Regions from separate parts of the Mus musculus genome. Here region 1 is linked to region 2. A link is a loop called in an ENCODE intact Hi-C map of the cell type or tissue named here. Cell type or tissue: heart. All regions are shown on one strand. Each heading gives the region's core, and the rest is flanking DNA. Links, peaks and the distances in the headings are about the cores only.

Evidence for each region. Peaks named below come from ENCODE experiments on the same cell type or tissue, not always from the same donor. Only the 100,000 strongest peaks of a DNase experiment are listed, where the experiment ranks them.
Region 1: it touches region 2 in a loop (2.3-fold over the local background); 4 of 42 quality-filtered maps call a loop at or near these places.

Annotation. Positions count from the first base shown.
Region 1 is chr4:137,565,603-137,579,779 of GRCm38, reverse strand. Hspg2 (perlecan (heparan sulfate proteoglycan 2)) reads right to left here. Exons shown (of 97, transcript NM_008305.3): 90 at 14,041-14,163; 91 at 13,890-13,946; 92 at 11,578-11,653; 93 at 11,401-11,479; 94 at 11,178-11,245; 95 at 10,935-11,018; 96 at 10,416-10,519; 97 at 9,150-10,288. The coding sequence ends at 10,116. Ldlrad2 (low density lipoprotein receptor class A domain containing 2) reads left to right here and starts at 4,600. Exons shown (of 4, transcript NM_001033979.2): 1 at 4,600-4,717; 2 at 5,137-5,268; 3 at 6,113-6,253; 4 at 7,468-8,904. The coding sequence starts at 5,211. The coding sequence ends at 7,697. In heart, for the core only: no CTCF peak of the experiment used is centred there; a DNase peak (open chromatin) is centred at 7,554.
Region 2 is chr4:137,512,784-137,528,531 of GRCm38, reverse strand. It overlaps Hspg2 (perlecan (heparan sulfate proteoglycan 2)), which reads right to left. Exons shown (of 97, transcript NM_008305.3): 14 at 13,758-13,921; 15 at 13,059-13,238; 16 at 12,778-12,974; 17 at 12,525-12,672; 18 at 11,629-11,756; 19 at 11,245-11,331; 20 at 11,109-11,167; 21 at 10,882-10,949; 22 at 10,009-10,149; 23 at 9,723-9,899; 24 at 9,437-9,616; 25 at 9,228-9,346; 26 at 8,755-8,866; 27 at 8,537-8,650; 6 more. Among named protein-coding and RNA genes, the nearest start is that of Mir7018, 18 kb to the left of the region's middle. In heart, for the core only: CTCF peaks have their summits at 9,536 and 10,328 (motif pointing right); DNase peaks (open chromatin) are centred at 6,391 and 9,612.

The DNA.
Region 1 (14,177 bases), core at 4,427-12,426, 50 kb before region 2:
CCTTGAACTTACTGTGCAGCTGAGCGGCCTGATCCTCCTGCCTCTACCTCCCAAGTGTTGGGATCAGAGTACTACCACCTAAAAACCATATTTACATTTTCTCTCTCCCTGTCCCAATCCCACCCCCTTCTCACATTTTTTGAGACAGAATCTCATTTTGTAGAGTCCTGGCTGTCCTGGAATTCACTCTAAAGACCAGAGCTGGCCTTGAACTCACAGAGATCCCTGTGCCTCCTCCAGGGTCCAGGGATGAAAGGTGTGCATAGCCAGGCCTGATTATTTTATTATAGTTTTCCCTTTTGAGACACTTTCTAGATTTGTAACCCTGATTAGCCCTGACTCACCGTGCTGCTGCTGCTGCTGCTGCTGCTGCTGCTGCTGCTGCTCCTCCTCCTCCTCCTCCTCCTCCTCCTCCTCCTCCTCCTCCTCTTCTTCTTCTTCTTCTTCTTCTTCTTCTTCTTCTTCTTCTTCTTCTTCTTCTTCTTCTTCTTTTTTGGCTTTTCCAGACAGGGTTGCTCTGTATAGCCCTGTCTGTCCTGGACCTCACTCTGTAGACCGGCCCCACCGTGCTTCTTCTTGTCTTCAAGAATATTGGTTTTTAATCCTAGCACTTGGGAGGCAGAGGCAGGCGGATTTTTGAGTTCGAGGCCAGCCTGGCCTACAAAGTGAGTTGAGTTCCAGGACAGCCAGGGCTATACAGAGAAACCCTGTCTTGATAAACCAAAAACCAAAAACCAAAAACCAAAAAAAAAAAAAAAAAAAAAAAAGAATATTGGTTTTTACAGGTAGATGCCACCACCCTAGGGGCTGAAGTCCAGAGATTTTGAATTAGGAGTTGTGACTTTGAATCAAGTCATCATGTGTTCACAAAAATGCATCCTTGTTTTGAGGATGAGGCTTATTGAGGAAGCGCGATTTCCTGGATCAGGTAGAAAGGGCGGCCCGGGACTCTCTCATTCTCTCTCTCTTCTCTCTCTCTCTCCCTCTCTCTCTCTCTCTCTCTCTCTGTGTGTATATGTGTGTATGTGTGTGTGTGTGTTTGTGTGTGTGTTTGTGTGTGTGTTTGTGTGTGATCCCGCATGACTCCGCCCCTGCATTCTCCCCGCAGCGGACCTGACGGACCTGTGCGGACAGACCTGGCAGGAAGACGCGCTGCAGCTGCGCTCGCACTCGGCTTCACGCAAGTTCTACTTCGTGACTCCGGACACTGACTGCATTCTGTGGTTGCGTGCTGCAGCCCCTGAAGACAGGATGCGCTTCCAGTTCCGCTTCTTTCTGGTTTACAGCCTGTCCTCGGCCATCCGGATCACCGCAGCCACCCAGGCCACTGCGGCCACACCAACAACCAAAGCATCCTCCCGCGACCCGTGCGCACCGGGCTCCTACCTGCAATTCTACGACGGCCCGCAAGAGGCGCCCCGGGCCCTGGGGCCTCCGATCTGTGGCCTGACCATTCCAGCCCCATTCACGTCCTCTGGGCCCTGGCTTGGCTTGCGCTTGGTCACTAGGGGCCGCCAACCCCGGGTGGACTTTTTGGGCGAGGTCACCTCTTTCCACCTGGGTGGGTTGGGGCTCATGGATAGGGAGAGGTGAGGAGGGATAGAGCAGGAGAGGACAGGAACGGGGGAATGGGATCCCAGTTAGGAAACAGTGGGTGACGTGGACAGGGTTGTGGAACCAGTGAGAAAAGAGCTAGATCTACAAATCCTGTCTCCTTCTAGCCCCGACACACACTTTCAAGGTTCACTTGAACAAGGTTCACACAAGACACCTGTTCACACCCAAACTGTATGACCCTCACAATTAAACTCATGTTGGCACAAACGCTTCACACACTCACTGTCTTCTCACCTAAACAGCCACATACCTCACAGCTGGAACTCAATACCGCCTCACACCCAGATATGAGCACTGGCCCCTCTGTCTGGGCCAACCTGTCAGGTTTGCTGAAGGCCTGTACTAGGACTTTCCCCTAAAACTCACTTAGGCAAGGCAGGGTCCACTCTGAGCCCTCTCTGGCCGCCAGCTCACCGCCAGTCAGTCTCTCTGCGAATCTGTACAGCGTTTTCAGATTTCTTTGTTTCTTGGTTCTCTTTCTTGGCAGGGTCCGTGAGCTTACAGCCATTCTCCTGCCTCAGCCACCTGTGTGCTGCGACCAGAGGCTTAGAGCTCTGTGTGTGTGTGTGTGCGCGCGCGCGCGTGCATGTGTGCAAAAGACATTCAAACAGCACATGTCTGTCACAGCTTTTACCCTCTGAGCCATTTTGTTGAGACTGGCTTGCTTTATTTATTTATTTATTTATTTATTTATTTATTTATTTATTTTTGAGACAGGGTTTCTTTGTGTAGCAATGGCTGTCCTGGCATTTGCTTTGTAGACCAGGCTGTCCTTGAACTCTCAGAGGTCTTCCTGCCTCTGCTTCCTGAGTTCTGGAATTAAAGGCATGCACCCAGTTTGATTTTTGTTATTGTTGTTTTTTTTTTTTTTCTGAGCCAAGGTCTAACTCTGTAGCCCAACTTGGCTTTGACCTAGAGATCCTTCTGCCTCTGCTCCAGAGGTCTCAGATCACAGGTTTTCAACACTATGCCTGATTCAAGCTGAGGTGTTGAATCTGCCTTGCAATTCAGATCAAGTTCAAGGCTGTACATAGCCTTGCAGGTTGCCCCGGGTCTGGAGCCACCATGTGCTGATATCACTGCTCTAAGGGAGAGCAGGCTAGCTCTCAAAGCCCAGAAAGAGCCTAGGCTTTCTAGCTTTCCATGGTTATTTCTGGCTGAGTCTCCAGACTAGAGAGTTAAGCATGGGGCTTGTAGGCATGCCAAGGTTAGGGGCCTCTGGCACTGCCTTAGGACCTGGAGGATTAGATGGTGGGCTGGCTCTTGGCTATTAGCCACTTGGCCCTTCAGGCAGGTTCAACTACCTTTGTCTGCCCTAGAATCGTCTGTGTGTGCGTGCACATGCGTGTGCATGTGTGTGGGTGTCGAGGAGAGGATGGGAGGTGCTGTCCCTTCCCTGTTGAGTCTCTGGCTCTATATGAAGTATGCCCTAATGGTGTGTATGTCAGAGGTCAGAGGCCAACTGGTAGGAGGTGTTTCTTCCCCTACCATGTCGGGGGTGTGCCTCTGCCTACTGGAGTCTACCTTATTTTTTTGAGAGCCTCTTACTGAACTTTAAGACCCCCATTTCTGCTAAACTACTGGTTACCAAGTCTCCAGTATCTGCCTGACTCACATCCTACCTCCAGCATAACAGGAACACACCACTGTGCCCAGAGTTTCCATGGGTGCTGGGGATTCAAACGCAGGTCCTCATGTTTGCACAGAAAGTACTTTACCCACTGAACAGTTTGCCCAGTTCCTTGATCTTTTGAGACAGGGTCTCATGTAGCCCAGGCTATCCTTGAACTTACTATGTAGGATATCTTTGAATTCTTGATCCTCCTGTCTCTGCTTCCCAAATGTTGCTATTACTGGTTAGCTACCATACCTGGCTCTAAAGCTAACTTTTGCCCACAGCATGGAATTAGTCAAGCTGTCTGCCAGACTCTGTATACTGAGTCTCATTCCTTCGCTCATGTGTGGTCATTCATAAACATTAATTGAGCACCTGCTGTGTGCCAGGTGCTATATGACAGGCACTAAGGATACTGCAGCAAGCACTAGAGAAGGCCCTGTGTTCTGGTGCTGGCTTGCTGGTAGGGAAGGCAGGGAAGCAAATAAACAAATAGATCTGTGTCTAGCAGAAGGGACAAGAGGTTTAGTGGGCTCTCAGTTGGGATGAGCATCCATGGGAGAGAGGAGGCTTGCAGTTCTGGGTAAGCTGAAGGATAAAATAGCACCTGAGTGGAGATTTCCCACTTAGAATGGGAATGGTAGCGTCACCAGTGGTAAGTGCAAAGGCAGGAGCCAGAGTCTGCCAAGGATGCTCAGGACTATTGCAATTCTATGTATGTGTGTATGTATGTATGTATGTATATGGATACTTTTGTCGGCATATACTCTGCACACCAGAAGATGGCATCAGACAGCCGTGAGCTGCCATGTGGGTGCTGGGAATTGAACTCAGGACCTTCAGAAGAGCAGTTAGTGCTTTTAACCACTGAGCCATCTCTCCAGCCCCCACTGTGAATCCTAGGTCATAGGCACATGACCCACACTCACACCACTGTGTGAACTTCACATCCATCCTTTCTCTTACCCAGATGATAAGCCCTGTGGCCATGGTCAGGTGATCCAACGTCCCCCAGCTCTAGTCTCCTTACCATGGCTCCACAGGGTTAAAGTACACACTATCCATGCCTAGAATCCCATCCTTGGAAGCTGAATCAGGGGCATAAAGTGCTTGACTCTAGACTAGATCACACCAGGAGACCCTGCCTTGAAATAAAGAAATAATTTAAAAATATTAAATTAGAGGTGTTGGGATGTGACTTGTCTAGCTCAAAGAAGACCCTGAGTTTGGTCCTGAGCATTGCATGAATTGGACATTGTGATGGTTTGTATATGCTCAGCCCAGGGAGTGGCACGCGTAGAAGATGTGGCCTTGTGTGTCACTGTGGGTGTGGGCTATAAGATCCTCATCCTAGCTGCCTAGAAGTCAGTATTCTGCTAGCAGCCTTCAAATGAAGATGTAGAACTCTCAGCTCCTCCTGCACCATGTCTGCCTGGATGGTGCCGTATTCCCACCTTTATGATAATGGACCGAACCTCTGAATCTGTAAGCCAGCCCTTATAAGAGCTGCCTTGGTCATGGTATCTATTCATAGCAGTAAAACTCTAACTAAGACAGAGGTGGTGACTTACACCTGCAATCCCAGCAGTAGGGAGGCAGAGGTCATAGGACCAGAGGTCAAAGGTCATCAGTACTAGACGTTCAAGGACATCCTGGGCTACCTATTTTATGAATTCAGTAAGTGTTAACCACAAAGCCACCATGGCCACCAGCACCACAACCAGTTTTCACTGTGTTGACTCCCCTAAAGATTGTATACTGTTATCTCTCCAGGAGACCTACATTCCATGAACATGCTGTCAGACAGAAGCCTTGTCCTGTCCCCCATTTCTCTCACCATGGGACCACAGTGTTGTGGGATCTAGTCTAGGATCCTTACTCCCAGCTTCCCTTTTCTACCCCAGGGTCTTGCGGCACCTACTTCCGCTGTCGGAATGGCAGATGTGTGCCCCGGAGCCTCCTATGTGATGACTGGAACATGGACAACTGCGGCGACGGCAGTGACCAGGACTCCCGTCCCCCAGCCAGCTGTGGAGGTCAGTGATCGGGATCACGTGGACCCCATTTGAATATTAAAGTGGAGAGGCTGGCTGGCCCTAATGCTCATCTCTGGGGGTGGCAGGGCCTGGGTAGAGAGGTAACATACAGCAGGAGGGAGCGTGGCTACAATAATGGTCATTTTAGAGATCAAGAGTGAGGGTCAGTGCAGCGGAGGGAGGAGCGTCTAGTCCGGCGTGTGCCCGGAGACCTGGGGAGAGATGCTTCCCAGGACCCGAGGACCTGCCATCACTTCCAGTCCATATGACAACCTCTGGGTTATGACAGATGCTTGAGAAGCAATAGTTAAGTGAATAACAGACCTCGTGACTCCTCGGTCCCCTCATCGGTGGGGGATGGGGTCATTACATCTAACCCTGCAGACTCCTCACCTGCAAGTGCTATTACTAAAGTGTTCTGCTTAGAGCGAGCCACTTACTGCTCGGACGCTGCTCACCCCAGACTGCTCTGTCCCATGTCCCACTTACCAGCCTGCTGGGTAGACCAGACTTCACTTCCGGGCTGTGTGACCTTGGCCAGATGTTTTTTTTTTTTAAAGAAGATTTATTTATTTATTTTATGTATATGAGTAAACTGTAGCTGTATTGATGGTTGTAAGCCACCATGTGGTTGCTGGGACTTGAACTCAGGACCTTCGGAAGAGCAGTCAATGTTCTTAACCGCTGAGCCATCTCTCCAGCCCCTTGGCCAGATGTTTTATCAACTCTGTCCCTCATTTCCCTTCTTCTGGTACTGAGGATGTCAGAGAACCCTCATGGGGTGTAAGGGACACCGTAGTGTCCCCTGAAAGGGAAGCTCTCAGTGTGCTGTTACTGCTCACAGGTCCCTCTCTGGTACCCAAGGAGATGGGGACATTGGAAGATAACAGTTCCAAGGCGCTGACTCTTCTTGTGGCTCCTGGTTCCACAGCTGAGCGGACCCCTCCAGAAGGCCTGGCGCCCATCACACAAGAAGTGTTGGAAGGTAGATGGCACTTGGTGAAAAACTCCTTACATTTATCCACTAAAATTCCACCTGGGCCAGCCAGGAAAACGCTTGGATCCCAGCACCTATGTAAAAAGCCAGGTTCAGTGGGGTGAACCTGTAACCCCAGCACTAAGGAAGCCAGTCTAGTCCAACAGACAAGCCTTGGGTTCAGTGGGAGAGACCTTGTCTGGGAAAATGAGGTGGCAAGGAGGAGGTTGAGCAGGGCAGTGTCCTGAAGTGGAGAGATGACTTGGAAGTTAGGAGTTCATCCTATTTTTGAAGAGGATCTGAGTTTGGTTGTCAGGACCCAGGTTGGGCAGCTCACAATTGCCGGCGACTCCAGTCCCACAGGGATCTGACCACTCTGGCTTTTGAGGACACCTGGACTCCTATGTACATGCCCACACACAGACACATAATTAAACGTAAATTAAATCTTAAATAACAATAATAATAAAAGGCTGGGCAGTGGTGGCGCACACCTTTAATCCCAGTACTTGGGAGGCAGAGGCAGGTGGATTTCTGAGTTCGAGGCCAGCCTGGTCTACAGAGTAAGTTCCAAGACAGCCAGGAATATACAGAGAAACCCTGTCTGGAAAAAAAAAAAAAAAAAAAAAAAAAAGGCTTCCTGATGTCAGCCTTGGCCTCCACAATCAAATGCTCGCATGTATATTTGCACACATGAGAACATGTATAAAAACACAAGCAAGCCGGGCAACGGTGGAGCACACCTGTAATCCTAGCACTCGGGAGGCAGAGGCCGGTGGGTTGCTGAGAGGTTGAGGCCAGCCTGGTCTACAAGAGTGAATTCCAGGACAACCAGGGCTACACAGAGAAACCTTGTCTCAACAAACAAATAAACAAACACCCAACTCCCAAGCACACACCATACAGACACACATGCCAAAGAGCAAAAACTGCAAAAAAAGACGATGGGGGGAGCTGGCAAGAAAGCTTAGTAGGTAAAGACGCTTGCTGGGTGAGCCTGGCAGCCTGAGTCCAATGTAAACCCATGCAAAGGAAAGAAGAAGAGAACAGACTCCATGAAGTGGTCCCCTGCCCTCCACATATTTGCTGTGGTACACATGCCCTCACTCTACCATAAATTACCCCATGGTAACACACACACACACACACACCCACACCTCATCTCCATGATTTCAGGAGACTGGGCCCAGTAGAAGTTGACTGGACTCTCATTCCTCCCACAGGTCCCTGGCTCTGGTGGGTGGCTCTGGCCTCCTCAATGCTGCTGACCTGCACTGGCCTCCTCTGGTGCTGCTGTTGCCCAGGTTGGCTGGCCTGGCACCCAGGTGCCCACAGGCTCCGCCTCAGATGCTGTGCAGCCTGCAATGTTTGTCACCTATGTCCTGGCCGGGTGGCTCCTGGGGGTCTGTGGCTGAGCTGGCCGGCCTTCCAGAACCAGGGAGGTCATCGTTAGGGGGCTGTAGTGATCAGTTGATTAGGCTCTGGGCTCTGACAGGCCTGGGCTTTAAGCTCTTTTAGCTGGCTGACTTGGAAGAGGTCACTTGGTTCTTTGACCCTCAGTCTGTCTCTCTGAGAAATGGACCATGTCTGGTTCCCAAACAAGGTAAAGGTTGCAGAAAACAGGAGGATCAGGCCAGCCTGGTCTACATATAGAGTTCTAGGACAGCCGTGGCTCCAAGGAGAGACACTGTCACAAAAAAACAAACAAACAAACAAACAAAAAAAACCCAAGCCATATCAATCCAAACCAAAGCAAGAGAGATGTCTCAGTGGTTAAGAGCACTGGCTGCTCTTCTTGAGGTCCTGAGTTCAAATCCCAGAACCCACGTGGCAGCTCACAACTGTCTATAATTCCAGTTCCAGGGGATCCAACACCCTATTCTCCTGGTTTCCTCAGATATCAGGTACACACGTGGTAGGGGAAAAAAAAAAAGAAAGACCAGACCTAAGAACACAACAGACCAAAGAATGATACAATCTCTTGTCCTGGGTCAAATACAGGGAAGGACACCTGAAGTAGGGCTACAGTGATCACCAGCAGCTGGTGGTGTCCTAGATGGAAGGGTGAAGCACTTGGGACAGTGTCCTGATGTGGGGGCCTCAGTGCAGCAGGTCTCCCTGCTTGTCTTTTGTTTGAGTTGCGAACTATTGGGACCCAGCTCCATGGCGGCTGGCAACACTAACTGGGACGTTAAACTCAAACTATAGCAGGGCCTCTCTGCGTCTCGGGCTGTTGCCTTCACCGGGGCCTCTTCAAACCTTCTGTAGTTGTTCTGTGGTACAGCACGCACCTATATACCCGTAGATATACACAAGACAACGAGACGTGCCCTGAGACGTCTGAGAATTACCATTAGTCACTACGACTGGAAGGAGAGGATCTGAGATTGCCAAGGGTCATGTCTGAGAGAGAAGCTGTAGCCAATGATATATTTTTTGTTTTGTTTTGTTTTTTGTTTTTTTTTCTCTGTTTAGTCCTGGCTGTCCTGGAACTCACTCTGTAGACCAGGCTAGCCTCGAACTCAGAAATTCGCCTGCCTCTGCCTCTGCCTCCCAAGTGCTGGGATTAAAGGCGTGTGCCACCACGCCCAGCTGCAGCCAATGATATTTGACGTAGCTTATATAAATTTATTGTCACTCAATAAAGCTTGATTTGTGGGAAGACAATCTGTCCATCTGCTTCTGAGGCAGAGTGCTCATGACAGAGGGGACAACAGATCCTGAGGGTAGAGGTGGATCATTGTGCTGGACAGGGCAGGGGGCCTAGGGTAGGAACTGGGGTCTGCCTTGATCAGAAAAAAAACCTCAGGGATTGCTCCTCTTCCACATCTCAGAGACTCGACCCTGCCTTGCCCTTCCCCCAGCGGTACTGAGTGAATCCCTTGTCATTGAAACAGGAGACATCTAGCGGGGATAGCACCGTTTATTAAGAAAAAAAAAATCAGAGAAAGACCACAGGGGGTTCCCTCTAGGACCCAAGAGCCACAGTCTGGGCCTGCTTACCCCTTAGTCAGGTCCTCAGGCTCCCAGATGGGCAGGGTTATCATCATCCCTCGTTCCCTTCCCAAGCTGAGGTCTCAGCTGCCTCCACCAAGCCACAGGTGCTCCTGATCCCTGCTCCCCCACGCCCTGGGCCTTCACCTCCAGAAGAGTGGGGGGGTGTGGCCTGGTGTGGTGGGACCTCATTGCTGGGCTCTGCCTAGCGATTCTGGGAAAGAGTTGGTCTCCCTTGCAGCTCCTGAGGGCAGAGCCCTGGGCTGTGTGTGTGTGTGGGGGATATGGGGGTAGGGGTGGGGGAATGCAGGTGGAGGAGGGCTGGGTGGGAGGGGACACTGCCAAGGACATGGGACCTCTGGCTAGGTGGGTGTGGAGGAGGCTGGGATGGTATGTGGTCGGTGTGTGTGTGGGGGGGGGCAGTGAGCTGCCTTCTGCTCCCAGAACAGTGGCTCAGGCCATGGCCACACCCCCTCGTTCAGTTTGACAGTGAGGCACCAGGTGGTAACTGCGCTCACAGCAATGAGGACTGTCCGCACGCACGGCCTGCTGAAGTGGGTGGCCCAGCCTGACGCTGAAGCAGGGAAAGGGATGGGAACAGTTCTGAGCCCTACCAGTCACGATGCCTGACTCCAAGTTCCGGGAGCCTTCTGAGGAAACCTCTTCCAGTCCCCTTGTCCTGCCCACCAGCCTCGGGGCTCTGCCCACGAATGCGTGGGAGTTGGCGCACCCACCCTCCAGTCCAGCCCAGGGTGGTAGCAGCGAAGCGTGGCCTTGCCTCAGTCTCTTACAAAAAGTCATAATAATATTAATAATAATATACTCGACACTGTCAGGCTGGGTGCTGCCCAGGAGTCCGTGGGAGGCAGGTGGGTGCCTATGAGGGGCAGGGCCGTGTGTTGGCCCCTGCCTGGGCGCGATGCTGCAGGTCCAGGGGCTGTGGAGGTGGGGCTCCAGGCCGGGCCGTGTGCAACACCAGATTCTTGATACAGCCTGTGATCCCAGAAGAGAACTTGCCCCTGGTCAGTGTGGCCACATCTGGGGCACCACCTGTGGCAGGAAGAGGATCGTTGTGACAGTGGGTCATCGGTGGAACCGAGAGGCAAGGAAGCCAGACTACAGCCCCGAAGGCTGCCATCTCCTCCCCGTCTGTCTCAACACCCTGCCCGGCACTCACCAATGTAGATGATGTCCTTGGTGTTGACCGCCACATTAGGACCTGGGGACCGGCCGGTGACCAGATCCTCACCGTCTACTTGGATGGAGCCTCTCTGGCCCTCTCTGCAGGTGTGACAGGGTCAGGTCCTTTGCCCTGAATCCCCATCCTCCCCTGTCATTGACACTCCCAATAGGCACATCTGGCCCGTGTTTGCTCTCAGTTCTCTGCTTTCCTACTGGCCACACACAGCCACCTTCTGAGGCCTGTCCTCAGCTCTCCCCTCTTTAAGAAACCCAGGCTGGGTTCGAACTCAGAATCTTCTTGCCTCCACCTCCCAAGTGCTGGGATCACAAGTGTGCACCACCACCTTGATACTGGAGGAGCGCTGCTTGCCAGTAAGGAGTCTTTCCATATCAGTTACTTATTCTGCCCCTCAGATCTCAGAGCTTGCCCCAAGCCTGGGGTGGGGAGGTATGTGCTCCTGGATCCTATGCCCAACTCTGGTCCCTCCCCCTAGCGCTTGGCTGGACTCCTTACCGCAGCGCTGTTATCCGATGCCACTCGCCGTCATTGATGGGATCTTCTGAGACAAGACGGGCCTCCCCACTGCCCAGTTGGTAGCTGGAGTAACATAGATCCACAATGGTGTGAATTTGACGGTGAGACAGGATGTATAAAGGTGCAGATGATACCGGGGTGTGTAGCTGGGGCACCTGGACCTGCAGCTTCCCAGGGGAGAAGCCAGGGTTGGAAGAGGGGGATGGAGGTGCTGGGACTCACCTGAACACTAGATGGCCATCCTGTAGTCCAAGGCTAATGAAGTCCTTGCTGCGGCTGGCCTCTCTCACCTGCCAAGGAAACATGGGGTCTCTAGGTGTCCCTCACTGGAGCGCTGAGACCCTGAGGGCTGCAGCCTCAGCAGTCCTCTCTCTACACTTTCCTGACCAGTGTAGGCCAGTTTCTAACCCCAGAAGCCCCAGGACCCTCAGAGATTCCCACTCACCACACCCTGCCAGAGCAGGAGGCCATCGGCTGTGCTGGTCCGAACCTCGAATTCAATTGTCTCGGGTACTTCAGGCAGGCTGGGAAGAGGGAGCAGGAAGCAGTGGGTGGGGAAATCTGCGTCTCACACTCCGGTTAACCCTGCCAGGCCCAGAGAGTCAACTAACACCCATCTTACCTCCTTGAGAAACTGTTACCAGGGAGGCCTAGGAAGCCATTGTCATAAAAGTAGGCTCCGTATTGCCCAGGGGCATCTGTAGGAGGGAGGGAGACAGGGAGTGTGACTCTCTAAGTCCATCGTAGCTAATTACCATGTGTTGTGTACACGATGGGCATGTGAGTGTGGGAATGCTCATGATATTGTGTGTGTGTGTGTATGTGTGTACGCGCGTGCCGCACGCGCAAATTCATGTGTAGATCAGATGACAACTTTTGGGGGTTGTTTCTCTCCTTCTACAGTGGGTTCCAGGGATTAACCTCAGGTCACTGGTGTATGTAGCAAGTGCTCTTACATGCTAAGCCACCTCATTACCCACAGTTTTACTTTAAAAGGGGTGGGGGAAGGGCTTGCTGCACGCCTCTTTCCTTCTCTTCCTCCCGCCACCTAGGATGTATTGAATTCTCTGTGAATGACTGTTTTGCCAGCATGTTTATACCTCACATGTGTGCCTGGTACCCACAGAAGTCAGAAGAGGGCATGAGAGTCCCTGGAACTGGAGTTACAGGCTAGTTACTATGTGCCTGCTGGGAACTCTGAAACTAACACACACTTTTAAACACTCTGCCTTTTTTTTTTTTGGTTTTTCGAGACAGGGTTTCTCTGTGTAGCCCTGGCTGTCCTGGAACTCACTCTATAAACAAGGCTGGCCTCGAACTCAGAAATCCGACTGCCTCTGCCTCCCAAGTGCTGGGATTAAAGGCGTGCGCCACCACAGCCTGGCTTTTTTTTTTTAATTATTATTATTATTTTTTTAAATTTTACTTTTTAGTCTATGGACTGGAGAGATGGCTCAGTGGAAGAGTACCTGCTGTTCTTCTAGAGAACCCGGGGTTCAATTCCTGACACCCACATGGCTGTACAGCTCCCTATAACTCCTGTCCCAGGGGATCCAATGGAAGCATCAGGCAGGCCCATGATACACAGACATGAATGTAGGCTAGCTATGCATACACATAAAATAAGAAAATTTTTTGGTTTTTTTAAGACAGGGTTTCTCTGTATAGCCCTGGTTGTCCTGGAACTCACTTTGTAGACCAGGCTGGCCTCGAACTCAGAAATCCACCTGCCTTTTCCTCCCAAGTGCTGGGATTAAAGGCATGCGCCACCATGCCCTGCATAAGAATGTTTAAAAGATTTATATATGCTTATTTCTTTATCATCATTTATTTATTTATCTATTTATTTATAGTTTTTGAGACAGGGTTTCTCTGTGTAGTCCTGGCTGCCCTGGAGCTTGCTCTATAGACGAGGCTGGCTTCAAACTCACAGAGATCCACCTGCTTCTGCCTCCCAAGTTGATGTGTCTGTGCCTGTGCCTGTATGTGTGTATCTCTGTGTGTGTGTATAGTGTGCGTCTCTGTGTGTGTATGTGTGTCTCTCTGTGTATGTGTGTCTCTCTGTGTGGTGGGAGTGAGTGTGTGTATGCACACATAAGTCTTGTGGAGGTTATTAGAGATTGTCAGATCTCCTAGATCTGGAGTCATAGGCAGCTATGAGCTTCCTGATGGACATGGGAGGAGCCGCAGGCACCCTTAGCTGAGCCATTATCTCTCCAACCCTGTCACAGATTTGCAGATTTTTTACTTTTATTTATTGTCTTTTAAAGAATGATTTCTTTATATGTCTATGAGTACACTGTAGCTGTCCTCAAACATACGAGAAGAGGACATCAGATCCATTGTAGATGCCTGTGAGCCACCATGTGGTTGCTGGGAATTGAACTCAGGACCTCTGGAAGAGCAGCCAGTGCTCTTACCCACTGAGCCATCTCTCCAGCTCGCAGATTCTTACTTTTTTTTTTTTTTTTTTGCGAGACAAGGTTTCTCTGTGTAGCCCTGGCTGTCCTGTAACTCACTTTGTAGACCAGGCTGGCCTCGAACTCAGAAATCCGCCTGTCTCTGCCTCTCAAGTGCTGGGATTAAAGGTGTGCGCCACCACTGCCTGGCTCTTACTTTTAAATATGTGGAATTCCAGAGAATGAGAGTCCTGTGTTGTTCAAACTGATACACCAGAGATGCTTGCTGACTGAAGGAAACTCATGCCAGTGGTTCCAAGGTTGCCCAAGGCCACCTTGCCAATAAGCTGTGTATGGCTCTGTCCCTCTTTGTTCCTGCCTATCTGTCCCTGTATGAGTTCTTCTCTTGGGTTTGTTTTCCTTGAGGATCCAAACTGAGGTATAACTAACTGGGAGAAATGAGAATGAGAGTCCCAAGGAGACCAAGGAGAAGCCAAGGCCACCATCTGCCTAGCTGGCCACAGAGGGTACGCACCATTGCCTCCACTGCCTTCAGGGTGCCAGTCTGACTCCACTACCCCATATCCAGCGCCTGTGGGGAAGGAAGGATGGGATCTAGTTGGTGGACACAGATACCCAGTGGCTGTGTCTGACCCCAGAGGAAATATAAAACAACCAACAAGTACCTTGTTGGCAGCGTGGACCAGAGAAGCCAGGCAGACAGAGGCATCGGGCACCCCGGCAGGTGCCACCATTCAGACATGGTTCATGCAGCTGGCACGGGTTCTCCTCATGTTCACAAAGGTCTCCTGTGGGCCAAGGC
Region 2 (15,748 bases), core at 3,206-11,205:
GCTCAGGGCTTGGGGTCTGCATGGGTTCGGAGGCCTCGTCTCCTAGGTTTCTGGCTTTGGATCTGTCTAGAATTTACTTCCTTCTTTCTGTGAACTACATCCTTGTTCTCTCTCTCTCTCTCTTTCTCTTAAATTATTTACTTTATTTTAGGTGTGTATGTGTAGTACAATAATCCATGAGTGTATGGAAGCCTGTGGAGGTCAAAAGAAGCCTTAGATCCCTGGCACTGGAGTTACAGGGGGTTGAGTTGCCATGTGGTTGCTGGGAATTGAACCTGGGTCCTCTGAAAGAGCAGTCAATGCTCTTAACCTCTGAGCCACCTCTCCAGTCCCCTCCTTGTTCTCTTTATATAACAACCTTCTGGTACGCACGGGTCCCTCCCATCTGCTGTGGAGAGCAAGCCAGCCAAGCCTGCCCAATTAACACGGTTCTAGATCAGGAAGGGAGATGGGTGGGGTCCGTCCCAGTGTGACCAGACGCAAGGTGGCCATGTATTCCTCTTCCCAGCTGGGGAAAGGACAGTGCACCTGGCACACCTCTTTCATTCGGGACAGGGAAACTCCTATCTCCCATGGGACCAGAAGCAACACAATGAGAAAAAACCCCCTATGAGTGTCTGTATCCAGCTGTCATCCTTGGACCCTGTGGTTTCATGAGCCATTCTATTGTTTGATTGTTATTGTTTATTTGTTTGTTCTTTATTGTGGACAAACCACCTGGACTTGTGTCTCTGTAGGCATGGTTAGAAGGTTTAGTTTTGTAAAGGGCTCATTCACCCTGGCAGCTGAGGTCCCAGCTCTGACCCCTGGACTTTCTTCCCTCTCCTTCATCACCAGGGCAGACAGCTGGCTGAAAACTACCCAGCACAGAGTGTCTGTCTGGTTCAAGTGCGTTCATTCAGTGGGTGAATATTGATCAAACACCAGTTGGCTACACGCCAGGCCCTGGGTGACATAGGCCCCAGGGCTATTCTCTTAACAACCCAGGGTGTGGTAAGAAACTTATTAGAACAACCAGATTACAACGGAAACAACTGGATTCCTGTTTGTTTTGGATGCCAGTGAGTTCACAGTGTCATCTGGGAGCAGCTTTCTAGGAAGTGGAAGGCGTGTGCCACACAAGGATGTTAGTCAAGGTCTAGAGATGCCAGCTCTGCTGTCTGGACAACTGTGGACACGCTTACTTTGAGCCCTACTTCCCTCACCTGCAGATAGGAGAAAAAATACTTTAAAGGGCACCTCGAGGATTACATAGCTCAGGCCACATACAGGGACACACTCATCTTAGTGCAGAGAACACACTTGAAGGCCAATGGCTCTCCCCTTCTTATGGTACCCACCCAGATTCTGGTAGACTCTTACCTCACTTCCTCTGGACCTGCTTGGCCTAGACTGGCTGCTGATTGCAGTCTTACACGTGTTAATCAAATCCTGCCTCCCTCCTCCAACTGCTGGCGACCAGACCTGGGCCTTAAGCATTCTACCACTTACCACTAAGTCAATGCCCTGATCCCAAGGTATACACAATATGAAGAGGCTCTCTCTGTCACATGGGGACAAGGAGGCAAGGTAGGAGCCATATCAACTTGAATGTTAATGTCAGGGTAACAGTAACAACACCCAGGATGGTGGCGGTGGCTCTGTTGGTAAAGTGTTTATGTGCAAGTGTGGGGACCTGGGTTTGCTTCTCAGAGAACTGCCCCCCCCAAAAAGTCCTGGGCATTCTAATACTGGTGAGACAAAAAGAGTGACCCCAGGGACACCGTGAGTGGCCAGCCTACTCCGGTAAGCTCCAGTCCAGTGAGAGACTGTGTCTCAAAAAAACAAAGAATAACAGCGGGAGTTGTCCTCCAGCTTCCAGAGGCTCATGTGCATATGCAAGTGTACACACACACACACACACACACACACACACACACACACACACACACACGAGAGAAAGACAGCGACATTCAGAGTGCAGGACTGGTAAAAACAGTGAAGAGTTCTGGAAGGCCAGCCCAGTAATTGCCTCTGTACTGATAATACAGCACCCAGCAAGTGCCTAATAAATGCACCCCCTGACACCCCCCCCACACACACACACATGGCCCTTCCACTTCCAGGTTACCTTGTTCCCTAGGAAGGCTCGGGGCAGCTGCCAGTAATAGAGGCTTCCAGGCAGCAGAGAGAAGCCCTCGTAGGAAAGTGAGAACTAGATCAGAAGAATAGAAGGGAAGAATGGGGTACAGGCGCCCCAGCAGGGACCCAGAACCCACCCAACCCCACAGCACACGCCCACCATGCTCTCTGGGTGACCTGCTTCCTGCTATGGGCCCAGGTCCTCTAGATGTTCTTTCTAAGCATGGTCTTGTTTTGCCTTGAATACGGTGTGTCCTTCCGGAGGACCCCAGGATCAGTGGGGCACATGGTAAACACCTAAAACTCCAGTGGCTCTTCTTATGTATGTATGTATGTATGTATGTATGTATGTATGTATGTATGTATTTACATATATGTAAAAATGTAGCTGGAGCTGAATGTGAAGGTGCACACCTTTAAATCCCAGCATTTGGGAGGCAATATGCAGGTGGGTCTCTGTGAGTTTGAGGCCAGCCTGGTCTATCCTGGTAAGTTCCAGGACAGCCTTGGCTACATAATAAGATCCTATCTTGAAAGAAAGAAAGAAAGAAAGAAAGAAAGAAAGAAAGAAAGAAAGAAAGAAAGAAAGAAAGAAAGAAAGAAAGAAAGAAAGAAAGAAGGAAAGAAAAAAGTAGCCAGAAAACACAACAATGTAGCCACAGGATTGTGGATGTAACTCATAGCTTTTACTCAACTTGCATGAAGCCCTGGCTTCCATCCAAAAGATGGGATAGAGGGCATAGTAGCACACATTTATTATCCCATGACTTTGGAGATAAGGCAGGTTGATCAGGAGTTCAAGGTCACCCTTGGCTATAAAGTAGTCAGCCTGGGCTACAGCGAACTGTCTCAAAAAAAAAAAAGTGGTTGGGTATGATAGTGTGTATCTTTAATCTCCATATTTTGGAGGCAAAGACAGGAGGATGAACACAAGTTCAAGGCCAACCTGGTCTCTGTAGAGAGATCCTGTCTAAAGAAGAAAGAATAAAAGAAAAAGAAAGAAAGCCAAGTGTCAGGCAGACATGGTTAGTATCCCAGCACTTGAGAGGCTAAGACAGGATTCTGAACTTGAGGTCAGCCTGGGCTGAAGTGAGACTGTCTCAAACCATAAGGATAACTATAATTGACTCCCTATCTGGTGTGATTAAAGTGGCGCCTGAAGTCAATGATAGTCCAGGGAGTCTCATGGAATAGCAAACTGCTTTGGAAATGGCTAGAGTCTAGGAAGCATGGTGGGCGGGCCCCTCAGTGAGTGACGGGGTACATACCTGAGAGTCTGCTGGGGAAGACAGAGAAGTGGAGGAGGAGGAGGAAGAGGAGGAGGGAGAGGAAGAGGAGGAGGGGGGACCTGCTCGTAGAGCGGCAGCTAGCTGGGGGCTGGGGTGCAGCCCACGAGGAGGGGGTTGGGGATGGGCAGCAAAGCTGGCAAGAAGCTGCCAGATCTCAGCATCCATCCGCCTCTGAGCCTCATTCACCTGGGGACGAGGAGAGGAAGAAGTAGAGGACAGGAAGACATGGACAGAAAGACACCCATGAGGCTTGAGGCTCTGCCTTGCCCCAGGCTGAGCCCTCCCCATCCCATTCCCCAGTTCTGGGCCACCCATATGCCTGTGTGGATGTCCCCTATCCTCTCCTTGTGCCCTCTGCCTTCTCACTCCTAGAAGGCAGGCAGAGCATTTTGGGATGAGTATGGGCTGGGTCTGCTGGGGAGGAACCATGCCCAGGGTGCCCAGCAAGGGGAGGATAGAAAGTTCTGTGGCAGCCATGGGTGGGGTGGGGGAGTGGGGTGGACAGCTGCCCACAGCCCTACATAAGCCATTCTGGCGTGTCTGTAGAACACTGGAGTATGCTGGCCTAGACAGGCTTGGGGGAAGGTGAACCAGGAAAGCCTGGGTTTTGGTTCAAGGTCTGGCCCCTAGGTCCCCAGACAGAGCCTGCGCTTGCCTTAGGTTACCTGTGATGCCCGTTGTGCCCGGCCCCTGCCCTCTGGGTCCCCAAGGATCCTCCCCGTTGTCACAGCTGCCCGCCACTGTTCCTCTGAGAGGGATGTGCGGTTCTGATGGGGTGGAAGTCACAAGCCGTCTCAGCCCTCACAGGGCTCAGAGTTATAGACAGCGTCTTCTCCATACATGGTACCAGCAAGGAAGGCCACAGTGACTAATGAGGGAGGCATACCCCATCTTGGGGCTGATACATAGGGTTACTCCAGGCTACTGGAAGGGCACATGCATAGGTTAATGGTGATTGCTGGCAAATATACAGAAAACTGGGGAGCCAGCCACAGTCACATAGATTAACATCAAGCTAGTTTTCCTGTCCGCAGACCTCCAACTGTTGGCACCAGAAACACACCACGTGGCTGGTGGGCCATAGCACAGCACACACCCCTCCTGCTCTCCTTGGTAGTACAGGCTCAAGCAGGGCACCCATGGGTGCAGGGCATCTCCCATGCAGGCTGAGGGTAACCATGACACATCCTGTATCGCATCCCCATTTCACACCACTCAACAAATGGCATACCTGGTGAGCCCGGCGTAGCCGTGCAAACTGAGCCTCCCTCTGTGTGTGGGACAGCGGGAAGCACCAGGGGAGGAGACAGAGAGAGGTCTGAGAGAGGCCAGAAGAGAAGGAGCCAAGGAGAAGAACGCACCAGAAGGCAGCCAGGTTGGACAGAGGGGTGGCACCTGTTTCTCACCAAGGAGCAGGGACTGGAAGGTCTCAAAGCCCCCCTGTAGTGACTGGATTGGGGTGCAGCTGAATGGGCACGGGCCTCTGCTGGTGGGGGACTCACATACTAAGTCCCATGTGCCATGCTTCTATGGCCATGACTCCTTGAGAACCATATGTGGCTGCTTAGGGGTGTGTGTGTGTGTGACTTTTATTTATTATTTTACTTTTATTTATTTTGATTCAGGGGCATTCATTGATACATTGCCTGCATGTATGTCTGTGTGAGGGTGTCAGATTCCCTGGAACTGAAGTTACAGACAGTTGCGCGCCTCCATGGTGGGTGCTTGGAATTGAACCTGAGTCCTCTGCGAGAGCTCCTAGTACTCCCAACACCTGAACCATCTCTCCAGCGCCCTGGCATTCACCTCTTAGACCCTGCCATCCACAAGACCATCCTTGATGATGCTGTCTTCCGATCAGACCTCATTTCAGTTGCAAAGAAGGCCCTCTCTGCTTAGCGCAGCCTTTTAAAAAGGCAGGTCTGACCTGGATACACATCCTGCCCATTATTGCCCACTAGTCTTGGGATTCGCATAAAGTCCTTGATCTCTCTGGCTTTACTTTCCTCTGCTAAGAAATGGCAGTAATGCTGGCTGGCTCACGCAATCATGGCTTAAGAGACCTTAAGTGGGGGTGTGGTCAGAGTTCAATAGAAATGACCTGAGAATTTCCATGCCAGCACCCAGCACCAAAGAGCACAGGGGGGTCCAAACTGGAACCGGCTCATTATGTTGTGGTGGAACATGTGACCTGGCCTAAAATCTCAGTCGTTACCAGCTGAGGGCTCAGTATGTATCAGGCACAATTGTCCCAGCCACCCTGTGCTGGGGAGGTCAGGTGTCCAGCTAGTGGACAGCCCAGCTGAGATGTGACCTGAGGTGTGTTGGACACTCAAAGGCCATACATAGACTGCATCATGACATGGCAGCCACATGGCAGACCACAAACTTGTTCCTGAGTGCCTGTTGACCCCATGTTCAGGAAGGACCTGGCTCAGAGCTGGCATGCCGGGAGCCCACTCAGATCTTACCTTGTCTCCTTGGTATATTTCTGGCAGCTGCCAGTAGAAGGACTCTTGGCCGAGGTGGGCAAAGTTGCTGAAAGAGAGGCGGGCCCCATCGTGCACTGGTTCCACGGTGAAGCCCCCTGTCAGTTGGCTGTTGCGTTGAGGGTTCACCAGAGCAAAGCCTTGGAAGTCCCCAGGAGCAAAGTGGGTAGAGATCTGGCATCAGGAGGAAGAACAAGGGTTAGCTTGGTCAGGCACACCAAAGTGGGCAGGGCACAGAAAGATATCAGGACAGGCAGGACATGGGGCTCGCTGAGACCAGGGCTGAGAGAGAAATGCTGGATATCTGGGGTGAGATGAAGGGGTGTGCTCAGTGCTGAGAGACCTCAGAAGGAGTCAGGTCACTGCGCTCAGTGCTGAGGTGAGCAATAAGGCCTGGCGATGGGTACCCTCGTGGGAGGCTGGCACCCAGCCCGGGACAGGGGACAGACTGGCTCTTACCAGCTGGCGGGAGTAAGAGGAGCTGGCACACTGCTGGGTGACACCCATGCAGAAACAGGGCAGGCAGCCTTCCGGGTTGCTGGCACTCAGGTGGAAGTGGTGAGGTCGGCAGTGACTGCAAGTACGGCCCTCCACCTGGGCCTGGGCGAGACAGACACAAAAATGTGTGCAGGGACTCGGGGCCAGTCTTCCCAGCCACTACTTACTAGCAGTCGTGAGCAGCCCTACCTCCCCCACCCCATGACCAGGTCCCAGGATCCCCTCGGGTACCACCGGACTTCTCTTCAGCCCCGGTGGTGGACTGAGCTGGACTACACAGAAGGCAGGGCTTTGAACTGACCTTGCACTGGCACTGACCAGCGGCGTCACACTGGCTGCTGATGCTGCCATGGGGGTCACAGCCACAGCCCAGCACCTCTGGCACCTGACCATCTCCTGAAGTGTAAAGAAGCCACAGATGGCACAACCCCCAACCCAAGACTAAGCACCTCCATCTCCAACGCTCTCTAAGTCAGCACCAAGAGGACTGCTGCCAACTTGAGGATGTCGGCAGTGCCTCCTCCTGTGACAGAATGGTAGAGCCACCTCACCCAGGTCCCAGGGAAACCAAGGACCTGTCCTAGATCTCCCTGGAAAGAAAAGCATCCCCCAGTGCCCTCCCAAGTCTGCAACTCTACTCACTGTGGCAGGGCTGGCCCTGGCTGGGGTTGCCATAGTAACCTGGGGCACACCTGCAGGGAGAGAGAGAGTGGAGTCCTGAGAAACTGGTGATGAAGCGCCTGGGCCCAAGGGTGGAATCTGGGCTAGGACTCAACGATCCCACAGTAAAGGAAAAGCCTTATCAGCCTGTGAGCCCATTTCACAGATGGGGGAGAAAAAAGCAAGGGTGGGGCCAAGTTTACTGGCAGTGAGTTGACTCCAACAGGCCTTGACCCCAAGGGTCAAGATCAAGAGGTCTAATGTTGGGCCTGGTGGTGTGAGCCTATAATCACCTTCAGGAGACGGAGGTAGAAGGATCAGTAGTTCAAGGCCATACATGATGATACAATGAATTTGTAGCTATCCTGAACTACATGAAATGCCACCTCATAAAACCAAAACAGAGCAAAGGGTCTATTGCAAGGGTTCTCAACCCGTGGATCATGACCCACAGGGGGGTCAAATGACCCTTTCACAGGGGTTGCCAAAGACCACCGGAAAACACACATATTTACAGTAAGATTCATACCAGTAGCAAAGTTACAGTTATGAAGTAGCAATGAAAATAATTTTATGGTTGGGGGTCACGGCGACGTCAGGAACTGTATTAAAGGGTCGCAGCATTTGGAAGGTTAAGAACCATTGGCCTAATGGAAGGACCCTGGCCTGGATAAGATAAAGGCTTGGCTGGAAGGTGGGCTACAGGCCAATGCCAGGCTGCAGGGTGAGGCTCCCAAAGCGGAAAGCTGGTGGCCTTTAAGAGCCTGTGCAACGAAGAGCAGAAGTCAGGCTCCTTGTGAATAGGATGGCTGGTTTCACTGATGGTGCTCAGGAACCCCCCCTGCTGAACCCCTGGCTCTTCCTACCAGCCATCTCACCTCTCACAGTGACGCCCGCTGTGTCCTGGTGAGCATGAGTCACAAGTGGGGTGGCCATCTGTGTCCAGGAAACAAGTGTGGGCAGCTCTGAGAGAGAGTGGATAAGTCCAGTCAGTAAGGCATTGGCTGTTCCTGCTGGGCTCCCGCAGACCAGGGAGGTGGGGGAGATCTACACCAAGAGTTTCTTTCCCATCCCCACATTCAGTTCTCAGGGGCTAAGGTGGGTACACAGTCCCCATTTAAGAACCTGGGGCTCTGAAATGGATGCTATCTCTCCCTAGTGGCCAGCCAGAATTTAGCTGTAACCTCTCCCCAGTGCTGGACCAGAGAGGAGGTTGGAAGGGTGGTGGGTATTTGAGGGCAGAGTGGGGCCCAGACTCACTGGCCAGCAGCAGGGGCTCCGTAGCATGGGCAGGGCTGGCAGTCCTGTGGTGTGCCCCGTTGGGCATCCCCATAGTACCCTGGCTGGCACTGTTCACAGCTAGCACCCTCCGTGTGGTGCTGGCAGCTCTGGAGGGACAGAAGGCAGGTTGAGGCTGGGCCCCTGAAAGCCAGGGCTCCCAGGATGGAGGAGGACGGAGGGTGAAGGGGTGGGGCTCACCTGGCACGCCCCTGTCTCAGGCTCACAGGTCTCTGAGTGGCCATGGCAGTTACAGCGCTCACAGGTGCCCAGGTAGAGCCCGCTGGGCACACGTGTGTAACCTGTGTCACAGTCCTAGGGACAAAAAGACGGTGGAGGGCTGGGAACGTGGGAAGAGACAAAAGGCCGGAAAGCATTGTGGAGGAAGCTGGGTGGAGAGGTGGGGGACCCAGGCTCACCTGGCAGGAAGGGCCGCGGTAACCAGGGGGGCAGGTACACTGCTCTACTTCCCGGGCTGAGTCCTGGCCGGTGTTCTCTGGCACAGCCACATCCATGCTGATACCAGAGACCCTGGGTAGAAAGAGAGTCACGGTAAGGGGATGTTCACAGTGCACTGGGGAGACCTGGAGTCCTGTGTTTCAGCATCCTGTGGTCCCCGTTCGTTCTCCAGCAGTCTCACAGGCTGTGGTAGCCGCTCATACCTGCTGCTCTCTCCAAAGGACTCCCATCCTCTATCCCTCCTTGTCTGGACGCCCTAAACTATCCAGCTTCTCTGGGGACCCCTGGAAAACTGACTTAGAACCACTGGCCCTCAGCATGTTAAGATCCTGTAAGGGATGCTGCAGCATGCTAGCCACGCTACAGTGTGAGAGGCTACACCACATTTTTGCTTCCTCTGGAGACACCTCTGCCCCGCCTCAGCCCCAGCTACCTGCTCTCAGCCGGTTGCTGCGTGTAAGATGCTTGGATGAGGAGGGCATCAATGCCTGCCAGGGCCATCAGCAGGTGCTCCCGTGTGGCCGGCTGCCCATCAGGCCGCTGCCACGCTTGCTGTAAGGGAAGTGACATGAGATCCATTCCTGACACCCTGGGGGCTGAGGCCCCCAAAGTGAGGAACAAGAAGGGATGGGAGGGGCTCACCTCTTGGAAGGGCACTATGAAGTTGCTGGGCTGGCCAGGGCTGGGATCCCTCGAGGCATGATGCTCCAACACAATGTTGTTGCCCTGCAACACCACCAGGGGCTGTCTGTGCAGGGGCGCAGAACTGGGCCGGGGCCTCTGCGTCACAGTGAAGCGCAGCTCTCCGCCGTAGGACGTCACCTGGAACAGGGGTGGACAGGCTTTGAGCGGGAGACTTCAGTCGGGCCACGCTGTCTCTATCCTCCCAATGCCCTTCCTGCCTGTGTTGTTCCTCTGTCCTGCGCACCTTGTCCCCTCGGAAGCTGGCGGGAAGACTCCAGAAGTAGGGTTCAGACAGGAGGTTGTGGAAGGAAGAGAACGACAGCTCCCCGGGTGCAGGGGACGAGACCCCCTCGCTGGTGGTGTGGGTGCCGGCGGCGTTGCTCAGGCTGAACTGAGAGGGCTGTTCCGAGGCCCCGAGCACCTGGAGATGGAGAATGTTCAGATCGGGCAGGGGTGGTGGTGGCGGTGGCGGTGTTGCCCCCGCCCTCTGTCCCGGCTGTCCCATCCAGCTGCCGCCCTCTTGCCGGTACCTGGGCGCGGCTCCAGGAGGAGCTGCTGCACTGGCGACTAACTCCCATGCAGAAGCACTTGAGGCAGCCGTCCGGGTTTTGCTTGCTCAGGTGGAACGAGCCGTCCGAGCACTCGTTGCACAAGCGCCCCACTACATTGTTCTGTGGACACAGAGATGGGAGCTGCAGGATGGCCCACGGGAGGAGCTGCCTGGAACCAGCAGTTGAATCTACCCCCGAGTCTAGACGGGGGTGTCCCGGAGAGCCATGGAAAGCGCACATACATATATGCGAGGCATCTCGGTCATTAGATTGTGGTGCTTAATGAAACCAGTTTCCCTTTTCTCATTGGCCACTAGGAGGCTCACAGATAAGTTTAGATTTGAAACACACCAAGCTGATAGAATTCACCGCCACTACAGCTGAAGATGGGGAAAGTCACGCATCACGCTGGTGCCTTTCAAGTGAGCGAGTGAGGCTCAGAGATAAGAAAGGACACGCAGGGTCAACCGGACGCTCATCTCCTGACTTATAAGATCAGGACTGCCTGACTGCAAAACCTGCCCAGTTAATTTTCTCCACTGACGTCTGATTCTCCCACTATTGATGAAACGTCAACACGAGACCTGACAGAGTACTGCAGTTGAGGGCCGGAACGCTTGCAGCAGTTGCTGCAAGCAAGCCAGGAAATTGAACTCAGGGTGGCTGACTTCTTAATCAGTGTTCCTGCCCACAGCCAGGACTCCCCTCACAGTACAGAAGACCAGCCAGGACTATGGCCTCAGGCAAGGCAGTGCCCACTGGCCAAGGTACTTGAGAGGCTGGGATCTCTTTCCTCCCCGGGGCCACCGTAAGGCTGGCCCGAGTCTTGGAAGGAGTAGACAGTACACGTACCTTACAGCGGCAAGTCTCCCCTGAGGTGCCCAGGCTCCCTCGCTCATCACAGCGCACAATTTCCTGGGCTGGAGGCAGGAGGAAAGCATTGGCAGGGTGGGTGGGAATGGGCAGCTCGCCAGGGATCTCCGGGTGTGGGCTGGGAAGTTGGGGTGGGGGGTTGGGGGGACGGGACGGGGAAGAGCCCAGCCCAGCAGTTTCTGTCAGGACGTGGTCACAATACTCACTGGTGGGCCTGCACTTCCCGCCAGGCTGGATGGGGTTGCCTTCATATCCAGGGGCACAGCTGTGGGAGACGACACGGTCACACCCCAGCCAGGGCATGCTCTCTCCTACCCATAGCTCCTGTCAACTCCCCTTTACCTCTCACAGCGGCGGCCTGTGTAACCTGGGGCACAAGCGTCGCAAGTGGCTTGGCCGTCCGTGTCCAGGAAGCAAGTGTCTGAGAACCTGTGGGGACCAAGTGGTCAGGGTAGAAAGGTAGAACTCGGGGCTGGGATTGACATGCTCAACCCCAGGAAGACACACAGAGTGGCGTGATGCCCTCTCTGGCCCCTGTGACCTCATAGCAACTGTAGAAAGGGATATGGATCCATTATACAGAATGGAAAAATGAGGTTCACAAAATATCAAAGAGCACGGACAGGACTGTGAGCAGGTTAGGACTGGAATCCATGTGGGTATCCAGTTTTCCTGACATAGAATGTCCCCATGAGCCATACGCCTATATCCTGAGAGAGCTCTGACCTTCGGGAAGCGTCGATGTATGGGCAGGGACAGGGCCGGCAGGCAGTGGCTGTGGCCTTTGTGGCATCTCCAAAGAAGCCAGGCTTACACTTGTCACACTGAGGTCCTTCTGTGTTGTGCTGGCAATTCTAGAATAGGAGAAGGTAGATGGTGAATCGGGGCCTACTGTGTAGAATTGGGACAGGCAGGCTCTAGAACGTTCCACAGCTTTGCAGATAGGAGCATCCAGGTGCCTCCCCATGGCAGTTGTAGCCGCAGCGAGACAGCCAGTCCCACAGATGGTTCCAAGCACCTTCTGATAAGGATCGAACCTGTCACCCTCTTCCAGGCGGCACCCAGGACCGCCTCTGTCCTGGAGTCCATTCTGTCACCCTTATAAACTACCTGGGGATCTGAAGACAGTGGCTCTGCCATGTCTGTGTCTCCCTTTGATCAGCTCCACAATCCTAGCCCTCATCACTCTTCCCAAGAGATAAGGTGTAACGTCTAAGCCACGCTCCCCTCAGTCCTCAAAGGAGAGAGACCTTCATCTCCCTTGTCTGGACACTCCACCTCTTGCTTTTGTTTGTTTTGTTTCAAATGGTTTATTTATTTTTATTTTATGTGCATTGGTGCTCTGACTGCATGTATGTCTGTTTGAGGGTGTTGGGTCTCCTGGAGCTGGAACTAGAGACAGTTGTGAACTGCCATGTGGGTGCTAGGAATTGAACCCAGATCTCTGAGAAGAGCAGCCAGTGCTCTTAACCTCTCGGCCACCTTTCCAGCCCCTGTACTCTTGTTAATGCATCTGAAGGTCATGATAGCCACTCAAGCCATTCTAGAAATGTTGCAGTGTTCATGGATATAGGAGAGCCCCACTCCCATCCAGTGTCCAAGTGGTATCTTGCACTACTCACCAGGCAGTGGCCGTAGACAGGGTCACAGGAGCTGGCATGGCCATTGCAATTACAGCCAGAGCAAGTACCCAGGTAGGGCCCGCCAGGCACGCGGGTGAAGTGGGCATCGCAGCTCTCGCAAGACAAACCAGAATAGCCAATGGGGCATCTGTGGGGATAGGACCAAGAGAACGGCTGCAGGGACCACAGACCCGCTAATTCACCTCTACCCCAGAGAGTGTCCCATGGTTCACAGTCCCATTGGGGCAGGTACCTGCACTCCTCTACACTGTGAGCCCGGCCATGGATGGTGGTATGGGTGACAGTGGTGTCCATGACAATGTCACTCAGCCCCACACTGGCCATCTTGGTGTTATACACTGTCTGTAGCAGGACAGCCTCCAGGCTCGCCAGGGCCTGCAGCATCTCAGCCCGCTGGACAGGCCGGCCAGACTCGTGGACCCAGTGTTCCTGGAGGGGACAGGGTTGTTCTGTCAGTGCCTGCAGGCACCCCTCCCCCGCTACACCAATCCCTGAGATTCTGGTGCCACTCACCTCTGAGAGCTGGACCTGACGCTGGTTCAGAGTTCCAGGATGGGTGGGGGTGTGGCCTCGAGAGTGTAGGCGGTACCCCGCACCCACGAGGATCACATCTGGTTTCTGCACCGGCTCCAGCATGCCTCGTGCCAGTTCATAGCGCACCTTGTAGCGCAGGAAGCCTCCATAGGAGTCCACCTGGCCGGGACAGGACAGATCAGGGCAGGGCAGTCATCCCCAGGCAGCTGAATCCTGTTTTCTAGGTCCTTAGTCTGCCCACAGGAGGCTTATAGAGAAGTGGGCACAGGGCTGAAAACATGTAACACTGTACCCAGGGAGGCCAGTGTGGGGCATTCTACCAGCCCACAGGGTACTTAGGAAAGAACCCAAAGTGGGTTAGAAGAGCAGAGATCTGGGGGCTGGTGAGATGGCTCAGTGGGTAAGAGCACCCGACTGCTCTTCCAAAGGTCTGGAGTTCAAATCCCAGCAACCACATGATGGCTCACAACCATCCGTAACGAGATCTGACTCCCTCTTCTGGAGTGTCTGAAGACATCTACAGTGTACTTACATATAATAAATAAATAAATCTTAAAAAAAAAAAAAAGAAGAAGAAGAGCAGAGATCTTGCCTCTTCCCTAGAGAAGAAGCTGCCATGCTTCAGGGTGAGCAGGACCGAGCAGCCCCCGCCCTCCTTACCTTGTTGCCCCTCCTTACCTTGTTGCCCAGAAACTGCTTGGGTAGGGCCCAGAAAGCATCGTGGACAAGGAAGCGGCGAGACAGGTCGACCAGCTGGAACTCCTGCAGGGCGGGGTCGATCTGCAGCTGGGTGGAGGAGAGGGGTGGCACGCCGGGCTGGGAGGGCATCGTCACATTCACACCTGCAAGGACAGAAGCAAGGTGAGGATGGCGGCCCGTGCTTAGCAGAGGACAGCTAGTCTGAGAGCTGGGACCCAGGGAGGGGTGACTGGGAGAAAACAGATGCCTCCCTCCTGACATCAGGTTGTAGCCAAGCAGAGCTGGGCCCGGCACACATGTAATCCCAGAACTCCTGAGCAATCATGAGTTTAAATTGAAGGACAGCCTGGGCTGCATATGACCCTGTCTTAATCCAGCCACTCCCTCCCCCAAAATCTTTCTTCTCTTCCTCATTGTTTTTATCCTCTGAAGCTTCGGTACATGGTCTAGAGAAGGCCATCACTGTAGTGTGACAGTTGGGAGCCATGTTAGGTGACACAGCATCAAGGGAAGGGCAAGAGGCTCACTGCAGCAGACTTCTCAGAGCCTCTGGACCACTGAGGGGAGCAGAAAGGAAGCGCTCGAAAAGGGGATCACTCTTATCGTTATGGGGGTCACCGGTCCAACCCTCTCCTGGTGTGTGCACGGACCATGTGCACAGACTCACTCACCCGTAGGATTTCCCTACAGCATCCTGCCAGCCCCGAGGACCAACTTCACTTCACATGACAGTAGGGGCACTTGGTACCTACACTCTGCCGTTTGGTGATCCCTTGTTGGTGGCAATCCAACTGTGTGTGTGTGTACATGTTTATATGCAAATGTGTGAACTTGTATGTGTGTGCCTGCGGAGGTCAGAGGTTGATGTTGGACGTTTTCCTCAATCAGCCTCTACCTTAACAAAACAACAATTCGTTTATTTATGTGCGTGTATGCACACGCCTCAGTACACCTATGGAGGTCAGGGGCCAACTTTAGAGAATCTGTCCTGTCCTTCCACCATGCTGGTTGAAGGGTGTGAATTCAGGTCATCAGTCAGGCTTGGGGGCAAGCACCTTTACCCTCTAAGCCATCTCAGCAGCCCTCTCTGGTTTTGTTTGGTTTGTTTGGTTTTGGTTTTGTCACTGTACATAGCCTTGGCTGTTCTGGAACTCTCTATGTAGATCAGGGCAGGCAGGAGCCTCAAACTCGGAGACCTGGCTCACTCTGGCCCCCAGTCTTGGAATTAAAAGCATATTCACCTTGCTTGGCTGCTTTTATTTTTTATGATTTATTTTCTCTTTTGAATGTATGAAAATATGTCTTGGGAGGTGTGCATACACAAATAGGTGCAGATGCCAGCAGAACTCAGAAACGGTGTTGGATTCCCCCCTCCCGAAACGAGCTGCTTTTCCAGGACTTGGAATTGAACCTACGCCCTCTGGAAGAGCAGCAAGTACTCTTAGCCAATTTATCAACTCCATGGATCTGCACCTATTTTTTGAGACAGGGTTTCTCACTGACCCTGGAGTTCCTAGGCTGACTGGCCGGCACAGCCCCTTCTGTTTCTGCCTCCCCGGGGCTGGGGTTTCAGGTTCACATCATGGTATTTGGCTTTCGCATGGGTGCTGGGGCTCAAACTCAAGTCCTTAACGCTTCTGTGGCAAGCACTTCGCTGACTCAGCTATTTCTCCATCCCTCGTTTTAGTTGTGCTTGTGTGTGTGTGTGTGAGAGAGAGAGAGAGAGAGAGAGAGAGAGAGAGAGAGAGAGAGAGAGAAAGAGAGAGAGAGAGAGAGAAGAGAGTCAGGGTCTAGGCTCCAGAGTCTGTCCTCCCTACAACCCAAGGCAGGGAGGCTGCAAACAAGACAGAGATCTGGCTTGAGCTAAAGGCTTTTCTGAAATAACTCGGTGTTTCTGGGTCACTCTCTGCCCTTTGGCCCAGGTTCTTCCCCACCTGTCCAGGTTCCTAGGAGCCAGGAGCCCACCCATC